Linked DNA regions of Mus musculus: region 1 is linked to region 2. The links are chromatin loops, found by intact Hi-C in ENCODE. Cell type or tissue: heart. All regions are shown on one strand. Links, peaks and the distances in the headings refer to the core of each region. The heading gives the core; the rest is flanking DNA. Region 1 has its middle 30 kb from the start of 1700018B08Rik. Region 2 has its middle 32 kb from the start of Gm33199.

The links. Peaks named below come from ENCODE experiments on the same cell type or tissue, not always from the same donor. Only the 100,000 strongest peaks of a DNase experiment are listed, where the experiment ranks them.
Region 1: a loop joins it to region 2, with 2.1 times the contacts of the local background. A loop is called at or near these places in 8 of 42 quality-filtered maps.

What each region holds. Positions count from the first base shown.
Region 1 is chr8:121,509,983-121,518,315 of GRCm38, reverse strand. No RefSeq gene overlaps it. Among named protein-coding and RNA genes, the nearest start is that of 1700018B08Rik, 30 kb to the left of the region's middle. In heart, for the core only: a CTCF peak has its summit at 4,681 (motif pointing right); a DNase peak (open chromatin) is centred at 4,685; H3K27ac peaks cover 224 bases; H3K27me3 peaks cover 3,302 bases.
Region 2 is chr8:120,814,547-120,822,879 of GRCm38, reverse strand. No RefSeq gene overlaps it. Among named protein-coding and RNA genes, the nearest start is that of Gm33199, 32 kb to the right of the region's middle. In heart, for the core only: CTCF peaks have their summits at 1,135, 1,338 (motif pointing left) and 3,407 (motif pointing left); a DNase peak (open chromatin) is centred at 1,349; H3K27me3 peaks cover 3,891 bases.

The sequences.
Region 1 (8,333 bases), core at 302-8,301, 700 kb before region 2:
CATCCACCCGCTTTGCCATCTAGGTGCATCATCTCCGCACCTTGTCCTAGTTAGGTGGCTATACCATGGTACAGTTACCTCTAAAATGCTGGGGTCTTCTGTTGCAACTGGGTTGTATTTTCACCAGTAGGCTTTCCTGTGCTCTCTTCATGATGCCAAGTCTCAACTTCTCTGCATGACTGCTTCAGTCCCGGGCCTTCAAATGCCACCGAGGCTGCACCTTTATCAATGGCCTCTCCTTACCTCTCACAGTGCCAGGCCTCAGTTGCTCTCCATGACCCCTTCATGACTTTAAAACCAGTACCACCTGGGTGATTCTTACACTACCAAGTTTGTCTGCTGCTGAATATGAGGTACAACCTTGGCCACCATGGAACACAGCTTATGTGTGCTGACTCTCAGGAGACACTTCTTATATTTTTGGTTGTGAGCCTAGCCTTTAACGGCTGAGCCATCTCTCCAGCTCAGAAGGTTCACTTCTTAATCATCACTAATTTCTCAGTTCTAGCTGACCAGCATCAATTGTCCCAGTAATACAAAAGTTTCACTTCAAAGGTGTTGACATCACAGCTGTCTCTTCAGCCCTAGCTGATGAGAACTACAGAATTTTAATTCAAAATAACAAATATGGTAACAGCCCTGATAGTCTTTAAATGGCTTCCAAACTTCTGTCTGGAACTTTACAGGCCAGGGCTCCTTTATTTGTATTTCTGTCAATATCCTCACAGAACAGCTCACCAAGCATTGAACACTCAATGGCTTTTTCATACCCTAAATTCCAAAGTCTTTCCCCACTTCTCCCCAAAACAACATGGTCAGGTCTGTCACAGTAATACCCCACTTCTGGTACCAATTTTTGTCAAGTTAGGGTTACTTATTCCTGTGATGAAACACCATGACCAAAAGCAATTTGTGGTGGAAAGGATTTATTTGGCTTACGCTTTCATGTCACTGTTTATCACTGGAGGAAGTCAGGACATGAACTCAGAAAGGACAGAAAACAAGGAAGCAGGAGCTGATGCAGAAGCCTCCATGCAGAGGAAGAAATATTCATCATCAACTCCTAAATACATATCCATTGTTACTGATCCATCCATCCATCCATCCATCCATCCATCCATCCATCCATCCACCCACCAATTCTATCATCCATCTATTACCCATCAATCCATCATCCATTCATTCTTTCTACCTATTCTATTTATTCATCCATCTATCTGTCCACCTATCTACCTATCCACTGATCATCCATTCATCAACCATCCTCCATCCATAACCCATCCTCCATTCATCATCCATCCATCCATCCATCCATCCATCCATCCATCCATCCATTGTCCATTTATCCATCCATCTATCATCCATCCATCCATCCATCCATCCATCATCCATCCATCCATCTCTCCATCATCCATCCATTAATTCACTTTGCTGGTGAAAGTGCTATTATAAAGGCAACATGGAAATTCATTACCCACTTGGTGAGGCAGCACACCCTTGAAATCCCAGCATCCTGAAGGCAGGGGAATCACTGGTCTGAGGCTTCAGTCAGGGTTGTTCTTAGTCTACACTGGGTGACTGGTACCTAGTGTCTCAGGGCTTTTAAAGGAGATGCTGAAGAAATTGTCCTCCGTGGAAGGCAGGCCTCAGATGATGGATCTCACCTTCCTCCTGGGGACTCACCTTTCACGTGTCTTTGCCTTCCTGTGTGGGGGGCAGTGGGAGAGAAACTGGGAAGCTTCAGATCCACAAAATGCAGCCAGGCCAGGGACTGATCCACGTCTATGTGGGCTGAGAAGTTGTTGAGCAGATTAGTGGGCTGTGGGGGAGGAATGGAATAAGGACCATCCCCCATGGTGGCTTCTGACCTCCCCCTGCTACTCTCCATCCTATTGGCTTCCCATTGCCTCCTTGGTCACAGATGCTCCTCTGAGCCAGGACCCATAATCTCAAGCAAAGCAGGAAAATGGATAATTCCATCAGCTGATACGTATTTAAATATTCCATGGGCACTTTGGGGTGCTCCTTGAGGGGGATTTGAGCATAAGATCTAAGACTCTTGCAGTCAGTGTGATGTCAAGGGTGACTAAAGATTGTTTCCTGGCAGTCTCACCAGCTGAGTTGCTCAGGGTCTTGCCAAGGTCAGATCCAGAGGTGAAAATACTCGTATAGGCTAAATGTGCAGTGCAGATATGGGACCATGAGACCACTCTGCAGCGCTGGCTGTATGTGGCCCTTGATTCTTTTTTTTTTTTTAAATAAAAAAAAGGTAAGTTTATTTTTCCTGACTTCTTTTTGCCAGATAAACTCTGCCTCAGTGGCTGGGAGGGGACTGCCCTGTAGAGGGAGACTGGCTGAGGGTTGTTGCACAGATGAAGACTTACAGTTGCAAAGCCAACTGTTGGGTTACTAACTTCCTGAGAGTCCCACAAGGGAAATTGCCCCCTGCATCTTTAGTCCCTGCATCTTTGGTCCCTGTATGTTTGGCTCCTGCATCTTTGGTCCCTGCATGTTTGGCTCCTTCATGTTTTGCCCCTCCATCTTTGGTCCCTGCATCTTTGGCCCCTGTATCTTTGGTCTCTGCATCTTTGGCCCCTGAATCTTTGGTCCCTGCATCTTTGGGGTCTCATGTGAGAAATGAACTAATGAGCCTGGGAAGTCCCCTGTTCATTCTGGCACTGACTAGAAGTCAGGAGCAGGCTAGACCTGCACAGTGGCCTTGTGTGTCCTCTTCAGAGCCCTGCTGAGCAGACATTCAGATTTGGTCAAAGATGTTGGTAGAAGCCTCTTAACCCCCTGCTCAGGGCTCATCACAAATCTACCGGCACCGAAAGTTACCAGATGCCAGTCCTGTGTTAGTGTTGATGGGTCAATGGCAGTTTCCTGTGTGAAAACCAACAGCTTAGTCTCACGGTGTGGCAGTCTGTTTTGAGCATGGTGACTCTCCACACGCAGGGTAAAGACTTATCTACACCCAGTTCCTGCCTCTGGCCTTTGGATATTGTTGCTGACATGACACTCTGAATCGTTCACCCCTCTCTCCTCTTACTTTTTAAACTATTTCCTATCAGCACCCACAATCCTTTGCTTCTAGTTCTGCTCTAGGCATTGTGTGTATGGTGTATGTGTATGTGTGTATGCGGGTATATGTGCATGTACACATGTAGGTAGAGGACAGAGGAGGATGCCACGTGCGTGTCTTTACCTCTCTCAACAACAATTTATTTATCTCTTTATTTTTCACTCACTTATTTTTATTTTGTGTGCATATGTCTGCACATGGTAGAGGCCAGAGAACAATCTGTGGGAGTTGGTTCTTCTACCATTTGGATCCCAAGGGTCAAACTCAAGTTTTGAGGTTTGGAGGCAAGGGCTTTTACTGATGAGCACTCTCTCCTCCTCCTCCTCCTCCTCCTCCTCCTCCTCCTCCTCTTTCTTCTTCTTCCTTTCTTAAAAATACATTTATTTTTATTTCTGTGAAGATCTGTTTTGCCTGAATATATGTCTGTGCACCATGTCTATTCCTGTTGCCCAGAGGCTAGAAGAGGGACTCAGATTCTCTGGAGCTAGAGTTAGAAATGGGTGTAAACTGTCATGTGGGTGCTGGGAATTGAAGCTGGGCCTCAGAAGAGCAGAAGTGCTCTCAACCAATGAGCCATCTCCTCAGCTCCCTTTTGGCATCTTTTAAAGATTGTATCAGATAGCCCAGGCTGGCCCTGGCCAGGGCTCAGGAAGAGTGTTCCTTGTAACTCACCATGGTATGTGCACGCAGTCTCACTAGGACCCTGGGTTGATTCTGCATCTGTCTCCGGTACCAGGCCTCGTACCTGCAGCGAGCTGAAGATGTTCCTCAGTTTCCTGGGAACAGTGAGATGGGCTGAGGTGAAGGAAGCTTGGGTGAGGGATACAAGCTGAGGATGGCTCTGTCCCACAGGGTGGAGCCAATTTCTGTTCGTTTCCCTAACTATAGGGTAAGAGAAGAGTCACACATGTCCAGGGGCCAGGGGGAAGGTCTGAGTATCCACTGGAGGTTGGGGAACGGCTCAGGGTCTGGGCACTTGAGGAGCAAACCCTCTGATTCTATCCCATAGCAAGACCCCTGGATCTCTGCCCCCAAACCTCCCCTCAGTTCCCCTACCTGTTCTACACCCCAAGGGCTACTCTGATGTCCCTTGTGCTCCATGCCCCCCTCATGAGAGTATGCTCCTAGTAGCTGAGTCCTAGCTCGCACACTCCCAGTCTGCCTGCTTCACAGGGAGTTGAGCATACTGACATACAGCTAACATTATACAATGACACAGGGACATTCCAACACCATGTGTAGCCATTTACCCCTCTTCCTGTCACAGAAACATCTCAGTCCTTGGCTATCACTACTCTGCTTTCTCTGGGCTCGTCTGTTCTGAGCGTTGTGTATCATTCAAGACATGACCTTCTGTGTCTGGCTTCTTCCTTCAGGGTCATGCTTCACTCGCATGGCAGTGTGTGCCAGCACTGCCAGCCAAACGCTCTCACCCTCTCCTGTATACTCTGTCCTAGTATACAACTATACTGAATACTGTGTACTCTATACCTAGTATAGAGCTAGGGCAACGCTAGTTAGTAGCTCTGGTCTCCAGGCCAGCAGCAGGGGTTTTCTGTAATCTGGTCACATTAGGCTAGACGTTGCTGTCCTGCACCTGATCGCCAGAAGGTGGCGCTGTCTCCCGCTTTATGGACACAGGTGTAGGACTCAGACTACTGAAAGGTAAAATGAAGTAACGGGGCTTTAGGCCAACGGAAGGAAAAAAATCATAATAAAAAAATAGAAATGGGTTCAGGTCTCTGCCCGGGACGGTGGGACGGTGCACTAAGTTCTGAGGCCCGTTTGTTTTAGAAGAGATTTTTGCTCAGCATTGGTTGGGTACCTGTGGGAAGGCTCAGACCAGCTTGAGTCCCTCACCCGGGCTTCCTGTCCCTCAGAGGTACTGAAGCACATCACTGAGCACAGCGCAGGCACACGGCCTGGCACCCGAGCTTCAGACACGCACCGGTTTCCTACCCCCAAAGGCAGATACAGGCGTCTGGGCAGCGCAGACACAGGTATACATACATGCTCCGTGGCTGGAGGTTTCATGGGGGCTGCAGACAGGTGTGTGAATAGCATCTGCAGCTCTGACACACCTGGGGTACTCAGGCTGGACCTTCCTTGAGGATCTGAGGGGAGGGGGCATCATGGCTGTTTTTCATGGTTCCCTCCAGGTCTGGACAGAGAAGCCCGTTAGAAGATGTCACACAAGGGCAAATAGGAGCCTTTCCTTGTGTCTGGAAAAGGTATGGTAAGCTGAGGGACAGCCCAGGCAAAGGTAGAGAGGAGGAGAGACCCAGCCAGGGGCCAGAGAAGGGCCATTTGGAGGAAGAGAGGCTGTGGACACCTTTGACTTCTGGCTGTGTTTTTCAGAGTGACTTCTCACCAGAGTGGAGGGTACCTGTCCAGCAAGGACTGAGTGCGTAGCTCCAGACACTCTGCATCCAGGGCATCCCTGTGGTTTCCTGTTTAAGAGGTCAGGTCTGGGAGCAGTCATCCTGTTCAGGGGACCCCTGGCTGCTTAGGCCTCCTTGGGGATCACTCCTGACTTGATTTCCCCTACCTCTGCCCAAGGCTAGGTCTGTGGAATCTCCAGGGCTGTATCTGGAGGGCTGGGTGGATCATTCTGGAAGCTGCTGGCTAATCTCTGTAAATTAGTACAGGGGGCTCAGGACCCCTGTAGCTTCTGTCTTCCTTGGCTTCTTCTGGATGGTCAGCTACAGTGGTGACTACTGTCCTGGGAGGCGGGGGACGGGGGTGGGCTTTGGATCTAGCTCTGAACTCACATCCACACATCCACGTGTACACAGACCGGCACACACACATGTGCACATATATGCACACACATGCAGATATGTATGTCTGGGTCTTCAGACTGCTATTTGGCTTTCTATTGGGAGGTTGATGTCAGCTGTAGCTAGGGTGGATTTACCAGGGACAGTACCAGACTGTAGGGGCAGCACGGGGTGTGGGGTAGGAGGCAGCGGGGCAGGAGTGTCTCCAGGTGAGGCACAGGCAAACTGTCCCTGAGCAGGACCCCAGCTCTGGCAGTCAGGAGGAGGTGGAACCTGGAAGAGCTTGCAGGTTTAGTCAACACCCGGAAGTCGTTAAAGTGAAAGGGACCCGGCAGCCCTTCCCTGAGCAGCCCTGCTAAGCACCTCACAGTGTGGCTTTTGTTCAGGGGTCTAGAGTGTAAAATCAGAGTGGCAGGCCCACGCTGCTCACATAGACCATTTCCTGGCTTGCCTCAGCTATGGCCACTCAAGTGACAGTCTGTAATCCCAAATGTCCCCTCCCCTGGCTGCACCTCAAGTTCACAGCAAGAGGCCCCCATCCCCAGCCAATCTCCCTCACTTCTTCAGAGGCTGTGAAAGGCTATTTGTGTAACACACTCCTGTGTATCTGTGATCCGCAGGGCCTTCCTGCGCGCACACGTGAGGGAGCTTTGTTCGACAGGATGCCTTCTTGGTTTTTGGTGTGGTACAAATATCTTTTCTCTCGTTCCTCGAGTGCCCCCATTTCTGTTACTGCTGCGGGAGCTACAGTCTCCATGTTTGTTCTGTCTTTGTTTGTGTGGTGGAACTGATTCCACCGCTGATGGCAGCTGCCTTTTCCCTATTATTGAAGGTTTTGTTTTAAAAAAATATTTATTTACTTATTTATTCGCATTTTGACAGGATCTTGTCAAGCATCCCAGGTAGGTTGTATGAGTGCTAGGACTCTGGACACCTAGTGAATGGATTTAATTTTTTTTTTAACTTTTAAGTTAGCACGTAGGATTATCAAGGTGGCTCAGTTAAGTAAAGGCATTTGCTGACAGGTCTGCCAACCTGAGCTCCATCCCTGGGACCCCAGCCACAAGGTGGAAGGAGAGGGCTGACCCCCTGGAGTTGTCCTCTGGATTTCCACACACGGGCTGTGTGTGTTTCTGTCCTCAATAGGTACAGACAAAATATTGGATTTTATATGGCATTTTCAAACAAATGATGTCTTTGTTGATCCTTCTTCTCGACTCGAGTAATTTTGTATGTGTGGTACATGTATGTGTTTGTGTGTGTGTGGTATATGTATGTGTTTGTGTGTGTGGTGAATGCATGTGTTTGTGTATATGGCAAGCATGTATGTAGATGTGTATTGTACATGGAAGCCATGGATCGATATCCATTGTCTCCTTCAGTTATTCTCCACCTTATATATTAAAAAAAATTACTACCTTTATATATATATATATACGAATACATATCTATGTATATATCTATATCTGTATCTGTATCTATCTATCTATCTATCTATCTATCTATCTGTCTCTCTCTCTATCTATCTATCTATCATGTGTAGAGGTCAAAGGACTTGGGAATTGGGTCTTTCCTGTTGTGGAATCCCGGGATTGAAACTCAGGTCTCTAGGGTTTGTGGCAAGCCCCTTTAGCATGCTGGTCCCACCTTATTTTGTGAGACAAGGTTTCCCTGAACCTGGAGCTCTCTGATTTGGCAAGACTGTCTGGCTAGTGAGTTTCAGGGACCCGCCCATCACATCCAGTTCTTTATGTGCGTGCTGGGGATCAAACTCAGGTCCTCTGCTTGTGTGGCAAGCGCTTTACCCACTGAACCACTGCCCTAGCCCCTAGTTAAGCTCGTCATAGAAAGATGAACATGAGGTACCTAAAACACAGCGCTCGAGGCTTTGTTTTGTTGTTTGGAAACATTGTAACGTTTGGAGAAGGCCATTGTGATCTTTGGAGACTGGCGTTGTGAGACGGCAGGTTTTAAGCTGTCAGGGTGGTTCTTCTGATGAGAGTACTCAGACACATCAAACCATCACTTACGGTTTGTGTCCTGCATGAGGGCCTCCTAAGGAAGGATCGCTCCGTGGCTAAGACAGCAGGCGAGAGACTGCAAGCCAGCACATGCTGGAGACACTGTGTCTCTGAGAGAAGTCTTGCGCATCAGCTCAAGCTGCTCTGAGGCCTCCATGGGCTCTGATACCTGGCTGAGACTGTGATGGGCTGTGTGGTGGTTGGTCAGTATGCTGAGTCAGGGCCAGCTGTGAAACCGTCACACGCCAACCTGGTTGTCACTGCTGTGGCCTGTTGGCTTTCTGTATGGCATAGAGCTTTTCTCTGGAGGAGTAGACCTCATCTAGTCAGGTGACAACCTCTAAGTAAGGGCCAGACGTCCCCAAGGTGGAAGATCCCTGGTTGGACAGCCACACAGCACCTGCAGTGTTCCCAGCCTGTGCAGCTCCGGCTTGTGGGCCTCCCAAGTCA
Region 2 (8,333 bases), core at 301-8,300:
GACACCAAGCCCCACCCCCACCCCGCCTCCTTTGAAGCCCACCTTCCTGGAGCCCTTTGGGCTGGGAAGTGGCTCAGGGAGTAGTAGTCATGGGAGTCTGACATCCTGAGTTCAGTCCCCACCACCCACATGGAAAGCTGGGAGCATGAAAGGCACCTGCAGTGTTGGGGAAGCAGAGGTCAGAGGGTCCCTGTGTCTCAAAACATGAGCTGGGGACATGGCTCAGCCATTAGAAACACTGGCTGCTCTTCCTGAGGACCTGGGTTCAGTTCCCAGCACCCACAGCAGGCAGCTCCGGATATCCAGCCCCAGGGCATCTTCTGGGCTCTTCAGGCAACTGTAATTGGCCACACATCCATACACATGTAATTTAAAATGTTTAAAATAAAACGTTTAATAAACAAAATAAGTCAGAAAGCAATAGAGGAAGATAGGTGATGGGACCTTGGTCTCTGCATAAGACACACACACGCATGCACACACATGAACACATGCACACACACATACACACATGTACATGCATACACACATGCACACATGCATACACACATGAACACATGTACACGAACACATGTACACATGCATGCACACACATGCATGCATGCATACATACATGTACACACATACACGCACAAACACATGTACACGTGCATGCACACATGCATACATACACATACACACATAAACATACACACATGCATACACACACACATGAACACATGCACATACACACATGCATACATGTACACATACGCACACACATGATCACACAGATTTGTGCACACACATGAAATCATGGCTGCAGCTCTTCCAGGCCCACTCCTCATCCCTGGTGATTCATCAGCACTTATGGGAATCTTCCCAAGACTGCGTCATCCCCAGCACCAGCCAACAGCCTCCCCTCTCCACTGCCTTGTGCTGAAAGGAATGTCAAGATGAGTTAATCCAGCCCCACATGGAACAGAAGAATAAGCAGACCAGAGAGGTTAAGTGACTTGTTCGTGGCCGCACAGCTAATTAGAACCAGATAAGTCCCACCTCTGAAGCTTCTTCTGCCCTCTCCGGAACGACTCCCAGGCTCACTGTGACATCTCAGAGGCTCTGTGGCTATGACACCGGCAGACAGGCTGAATGGTGACAGGCTGTAACAGTTACAGAATTCAGGCTTCTGGGATCTTCAGACTCTAGTGTCCATCCCTAGGCTAGCCACAGCTTAAGCTGTGTGTGTGTGTGTGTGTGTGTGTGTGTGTGTGTGTGTGTGTGTGTGTGAGTGAACTGGTCGAAGATAAAAAGGAACACTGGTGCCCTCTGCTGGACAGACAATGGCATGGAAACTTGACAGTTTAGACTGTCCCCATCTCTCACATGGGACATTCATTACCTCTGTTCCCCCACCCTTACCACCACCCCACCCCATCCCAAAGGGAGCTCCTGCTCAGAACCCGGAAGTGTGTTCATTCTCCCTTTCTTTGAGACAGGGTCTCACTCTGTAGCCTAGTTTGACTCTAAACTCACAGCAATCCTCCTGCCTCAGCTTTCTGAGTGAATCATTACATGCAAGCATCCTGCTCAGTACAGAAATGCTTTTCGAGGTGTGATGTTAGCTGGGTTGGGGACACATGCCTGTGATTCCAGCACTTGAAACACTGAGGCAGGAGGATACCAGTTCCAGGACACCCTGAGCTAGAGTCCAACGTGTCTTATCCATCCATCCTCCTACCTGCCCACACCACGTGTGTCCTGGGTTCCTGCTCTCTACTGAGTACTGTCCTGGGCATGCAAATGCTGCAAGAGCGGTGTGAGGAAGTTCTGCTCTGTGCGGGGATTTGTCTGGACCATGGCAAATCAGCAAACTACCAAACAAGTAAACTCTGTGACAGGGAATCGCGGTGTCAGAGGGAGGTGGCCCTCTGTGGGACAGGCAGAGGGAAGCATGCTCCCAGCAGAGGGGACATCCCACTCAAAGGCCAGCGTGGGGGCTGTGGCAAGTGACTGGAGATGAAGCCAGAGGACCTTGGTCAGGGATTAGGGGACAGAAGGAAACCAGTGGAGGCATGAGGGGACAGACCAGGTGGTATCCAAGCCAACATTCATCTCAAGGCTCTGCATTGCCGTAGCCCAACCCCTACCTCCCCTGGCCCACAGCCTCTAGCTAGCCCCACATGGCTGGGAGCACCATCTCAGAAGGGGGTCCTCTGGCCCAGCCTCAGCCCTGTGGAGCAGAGCCCAGCTGCCCCCTTCAGCCCACCCAGAGTGCGGCAGATTGAGAATTAACCTAAGCCACAGACTTTGGGGGTGCTGTGTGTCACGGATTCCAGGCACCAGTTCACAGTTACCCTCAAGCCTCCATCCCAGTGCCGACCACAGCGGCTCCCGACTCTGGGGCCAGGCTAAGGTTTCTGGGGTTCCCTGTTTCCTGAGCATCTCCCTCCAGTCTCTAGAAAATTGAAGCCAGAGAGAAAAGAAGCTTCCAGAAGGTTCTAGCACTCCGGGGTTAAAACTGATTGATGTTACATCTTGGAGCTTCACCTATTTTTACCTGCCTCTCCTGAGTGTGCTGTGTCTTGCACCCTAGCAACCCCTGTCTCTCCTTCTGCCTTGACTCCAGTGGGCTGGTCTGGCTGTGTGGGCAAAGAGGTCTCAGGGTCCAAGGCCACCAGCTGCCCTGCAGCTTCCTCTCAGGAAGGGGCCTGCCTTTGCTGTGTAGGTCACAATGACAATAGAGGCCAGCTGACTTCTGCCCCCAGGGTCAGAGGCCAGCAACAGACACCAGGGCCAGGCAGCCCCTGGCAGGCTGGTGCTGGCTCAGCACAGTGGTCTCTATGGGGGGCCCAGGAGGTCAGGCCCAGCTCCTGACTATGACATGACCTTTCCCTTGGATTTCTGCCTCTTGGTGATATCAGCATGGGGGAGGGGAGGTGTTGTTACAGAGGCAGAGAGAGCCCCAGGCCACTGGAAGGGGACTCAGGCTTAGCATTCCAGTAGGGAACTCTACAGGGCTCCTGAGCTTACTGCAGGGAGACCTCCACCTGGAAGCCCCTCTGGGAGTCACCTGTGACCCAGGGCAAGGCAGCTCAGGTCTGGGGTCTACCTTACCCTATCCAGGCCTGTTGAACAGGTTCTAGAAAATCACAGCCTCCCCTCAGCATCCACAGGGACTGGGCCCAGCTACCATAGGTGAAATGGAATCTAAGAGTCTACCCCAGGTCCTCCGCACTCACACAGTATGTCACACAAACGGCTGTTTGTGTTCTTCAGCTTAAGAGACAATAAGACGAGGGCTGGACAGATGGCTCAGTGGTTAAGAACACCAGCTGTTCTTCCAGAGGTCCTGAGTTCCATTCCCAGCACCCACATGGTGACTCACAACCATCTGTAATGGGATCTGGCGCCCTCTTCTGGTGAGCAGGCATACATGGAAGCAAAATACTGCACATAATAAGAAACAATAAGGCAAGTGCAAGCCTGTGCCAGCTTAGGACAGGTGCCATTTTCTCTTGACTGTGTCTGCTCACAGTTTGCTAAATCCACAGATACAGAGCTGGGGGGTGACAGACAGGGATGGGGAAATCTCAGCCTAGAACCTGTGATCGAGGAGCACTCAGAAGGGCAGCTACAGTAAGTGTCCACCGCTAATGCATAAAAAAGGATGGTATCTAAGGCTGAGCCACAACGGATTGCTGACATCTGTCCAGTGACATTGAAAGAATGGGATTTCAAATCATGGGGCTGTGGCTCAGAGGGTGGAATGTGTGTCTAGCATGTGCGAGGTCCTGGGCTTGTTCCCCAGTAACCTACAGACTAGATACGGCGTCACATACCTGGAATCTCAGCCCTCTGGAGGTAGAGGCAGGAGGATAAGGAGTTTTAGGCTAACCTCGGCTACATACATGGTAAGTTTGAGGACAGACTAAGATACGTGAGACCCTGATAGCTCGGTCACCAAAAGTGATTGTCCCAAAGCCTAACAACTTGAGTTGGTCACACAAAGGGGTTGCAGGTTGACTTTGTAGGGTTATATTGTGACCTCCACATGTGCAGTATGAAGATGCTTATACACGATAAATAAAATAATTTTTAAATAAAATAATAAGTAACAAGATGCCTCAAAAATGATGTTTATTATATATAGCTAATAGCAGGGTGATCTCAAGTGTATTCTGAGACACTAAGTTGATGTCTTAATGTTTCATGAAGTATGTGGCCGTATAGTTTTAAATACTTATAATCAATAAGTACTAGCAAGTATAACAACTAATACATCCTAGCATTCTTCTTTTTTATAATAGGTCTACTAAAATTTAAGTTCAAATATTGCCAGGTATAGTGACCAGCCTGTGTTTATAATCTTAGAACTCGAGAGGTTGAGGCAGGAGGATTGCCAGGAGTTCGAGGCTTGACTGAGCTATATAGCAAAAACCTTGTCTCGAAAACAAAAACATAATTTAAACAAATAGATTTTTAAAATATTCCTACTCCCCCACACACTGCCCCATACTGCAGAGGCCACAAGACCCAAGTGCACAATGGGTTCCTCCTGTCCACCCACTCTCCTCCCTCCTCCAGCCCGGCCAGTTCCCAGTTCCCAGAGGGCACCCACCCCTCCCCAGAGTCACAAGCCCCAGTTAGATCTTACTCATCAGCACTTTGCAGGGCAGAGAGGAAAGCACTTCTCACGGCTGACATCTGAATGGGGAGGAGGGGGTGCAGGCATGAGACTCCCTGGCTGGGGCAGGCTGCAGGCTGAGCCTGCGAGAATCAAGTATGTCTGGGTAGAGCCAGTTAGAGCAGGATACTTTGTGAAACCAGGCGCTTGTGTTTCAGAGGCCTGGACTCTGGGTGTGTGTGTGTGGGGGGGTGCTACTCAGCTGGGTGGATCCCAGGAGCACCCAGTGAGCACACAGTTCACAAGAGACAGTCTGTGACCCTCAAATCAGAGCACAGCAGACACCCCCTGAAGCTCATCTACCCCAGCCAGTGTTTAACGTCCTACGAAATTCTCAAGCAGAAAACTTGAAAGAAAGCAAATGAATCCATTACTAACATGACTTAGACTCAAATGTTACTTCTTTCTTTCTTGTTTTGTTGTTGTTGTTTTGTTCTGTTTTGCCAGATTCCCTGATAAGCAAGGAAGTAATAAAATGGGTGTTGACCACAAACATCTCCTGCTGCAGGCTGCCTGTGTTTCTGGCACAGAGGCCCTCCTCCATGTGGCCACAACATCATCTGGCAACTTGGAAATCAATTCTTGACATCATCCGATGCCAGGGCCACATTCAACCTCCCGTTGTCTTCAGAATCAACCCTGCTAACCAGAGCCCAAAAGGACACTGTGCCTCCTGCTTACCCCAGCTGTATCCCTGGGACTCCCCCATTGGTAAGGCCATGCAAGGGCACACGGAGGATCCCGAGTCTCTCTTAAGGATGAGCCTAGGCTATGGAGAGGGACGCTGAAGTGGCAGAGGAGATAGAAATGATTTGAGACCCAGCCCCAGTGATGGCCTCAAGACACCAGCTACCTGACTAGGTCCAGCTTGGGCAGAGATCTGGGCACAGTGAGACTAAGGCCAACAAAGGACATTAACCATACCCACCATGTCTCATACCACACATACCTGCTGGATCAGGGGAAGAAGCTGAAGACCAGACAAGCGCAAGAGCCAACAGAGTGACCAGGCCACACGTGGTCAAGACCTTGCTGGCCAGGGCTGGGGTCTACACCTGCCCTTGGTCTCTCTCTTCTACCCACTGGCTTGATTCCAGCCTGACTACACACCTCACCCGATGCATGTCTTCCGAGAGCTGTTGCCCTGTTTGCAAGCTCCAGGAACACTGGGTAGATTCCTCTGCAAGGCTGGAGAACTGACCTCCAGAGCCCCAGGGAAAGGCTCGCCATGATTCTCACCAAGGCTCCTTTCTCTGCCTTTCTCTGGGACAGCAGAAGCCACCATCTTCAGGGCATGCCACCTGTGCCCAGAGCCAGACCTCACAGCACCCAGCCATGAGGCACATCTGTCCTTGTGCACTGGGGACCCTGAGTACCAGGGAGAGACATATAGCCAAGTACAAGAACTGTGTTCAGCTTTATCCCTTAGATAGAAGCTTCCAGAACTCCTGTTACAAGGGTGTGAGCCTTAGAGCTTTCACGAGTGTTTGGCAGTGAATCTGGGGTGTCCTCATTGTGCACTTACATGTGGGTGTTCCAAATCTGCACAGCTCTGCCCCAAGAGCATCATGGGACCAGAAGGGGGAGAAAATTAGTTTTTAAAAGGAAGTAGCCATGTTTAAAAGTGATGTCTAATTGAGTGGCTGACAAAGTGACGAATCAGAGAAAGATTTGACAGAATAGGATACGCCCAACTCTCATGAGAAGAGACAGGAAAGGGAAGCTATGTAAGGGAGAGACAGACAGCACAGGAGGAGCGAGTACAGTCCAGGATACAGGAGAGTTCGTGGAAGACAGGACAATAAGTTGAGAGGGAGAGTAGAGCAGCCCAGAGAGGGAGAAAGAGGCAGTGTTACCAGGAGAGTTTTACAGAGACAGATAGAAGAAAGAAAAAGCCAGACACAGGTAAAGACAGAATGAGCAAGAGAATGAGAAGGAGCCAGAAGATTAGAAAAGATAGCTAGACTTAGTTTAAGGCCATGCAGAGCAATGCAGAGGCTGAGAGAGGAGCCAGATCGACCCAGTCAGCTGGGAGAGGAGCTTGAGCCTGAACAGCTGAACTGAACCAGCCGGAGTTCAGGAAGAAAAGGAAGGGTGAGCTTATTCAGCAGGAAATCTCAGAGGCTGAAAACCTTCTAGGCCTAGATAAGATTGTACAGAAGCTCGAAGCTTCCAGGACTAGGTCTAGCTTAGCCGATGGAGGCAGTGAGCCTCAGAGACCACAATTACATCAGGAGAATAAAAGTTACCTTTAAAGTTATCTCCTGTCTGGGGTTGCAGGTGTCTACTGACCCACCCAGTCAGTCCCTAAAATGTTTTAAATGAAAAAATTAAATAGTTCTTACTCCTTCTCCTGGATGCAGAGAACATGAGTCAGTCACCTGAGCTACTAAGAGGTTGGATAGCTGAGCTCAGTAGTAGAACGAGCAGACAGTAGGGATGGGGTAAGAGACCCCCCAGACCATCTTTCCAAGAATGGTCTTACCCAACACTCCTGCGGGAAAGCAGGTGATGGGGTAAGATCTGGGAAGGCTCATACCACGGTAAAACCTCAGACTGAAGAGAGGACAGACTTCTGCTTCCTGGCTGCCTTCTGCAGGGCCAGCCCTGCAGACACAGTGGACACAGCTTAGGTGCTCACTGTATTTCACACTGACCACAGTGGACACCACAGGATCCCTTGGGGGAGATGAGGGAAATGTCGCCAGGCAGGGTCCCCAGGCTGAGGTTGCAGCCTGCTATGTTGTGTGGTTCCTAGCCTGTCCTGATGTTCAGCCTTGCCAAGAAGGACCTACCCTGGCAAGCTTAGAGGCAGCTGAAAGTCTGCTACTGCAGGTGTGGCACTCCTACCACACCCTAACCCACTCGCCCTGGAAAACAGCAGAGTCCGAAAAGCTGAGTCCACTTTGAGTTGGCCTCAAAATGTGGCCAACGTGGAGGCAGCTGCTGGCTATCAGAATTCCTTTGGAGGTAGCTCATAGGGGATGAAAAGGAGCCTGGGTCCTTTGGTGATCTTGGGAGCTAGGCTTGAGCATCCAGGTCTGATCACAGGTCCCTGTGTCTCGGCCACACGCTGCTCAGAGTTCAAGTGGAGGAAGCTCAGCGCCTCGGAGCAGTGGCAAACAGGAATGAGTTTGGAAGTCCCCAAAGCAGGACAGAGAATTGTGGTGTGGGGGCTGGAGAGATGGGTTAGCAGTCAAGAGCACTTGCTGCTCTTGCAGCTCCCAGGGCCAGTTGGACAGCTCACAGCTGCCTGCGGCTCCAGCTGCAAGTGGATCCAACGCCTCTGGCCTCCACGAACATACACACACACACACACACACACACACACACACACACACACACACGGGGCCTTTTGAGAAGAACTCAGGCTCTAAGATGTTAAAACCTTGGCTCTCAGTTGGCAAGATGGCTCAGTGGTTTAAGAATTTACTGTGGAAGGCCGGGCAGTGGTGGTGCATGCCTTTAATCCCAGCACTTGAGAGGCAGAGGCAGGCGGATTTCTGAGTTCGAGGCCAGCCTGGTCTACAGAGTGAGTTCCAGGACAGCCAGGACTACACAGAGAAACCCTGTCTCAAAAAACAAAACAAAACAAAAAAGCCTGATGACCTGAGTTTGGATTTCCAGGACCCATATAAAAAGACACACACACACACATGCACACGCA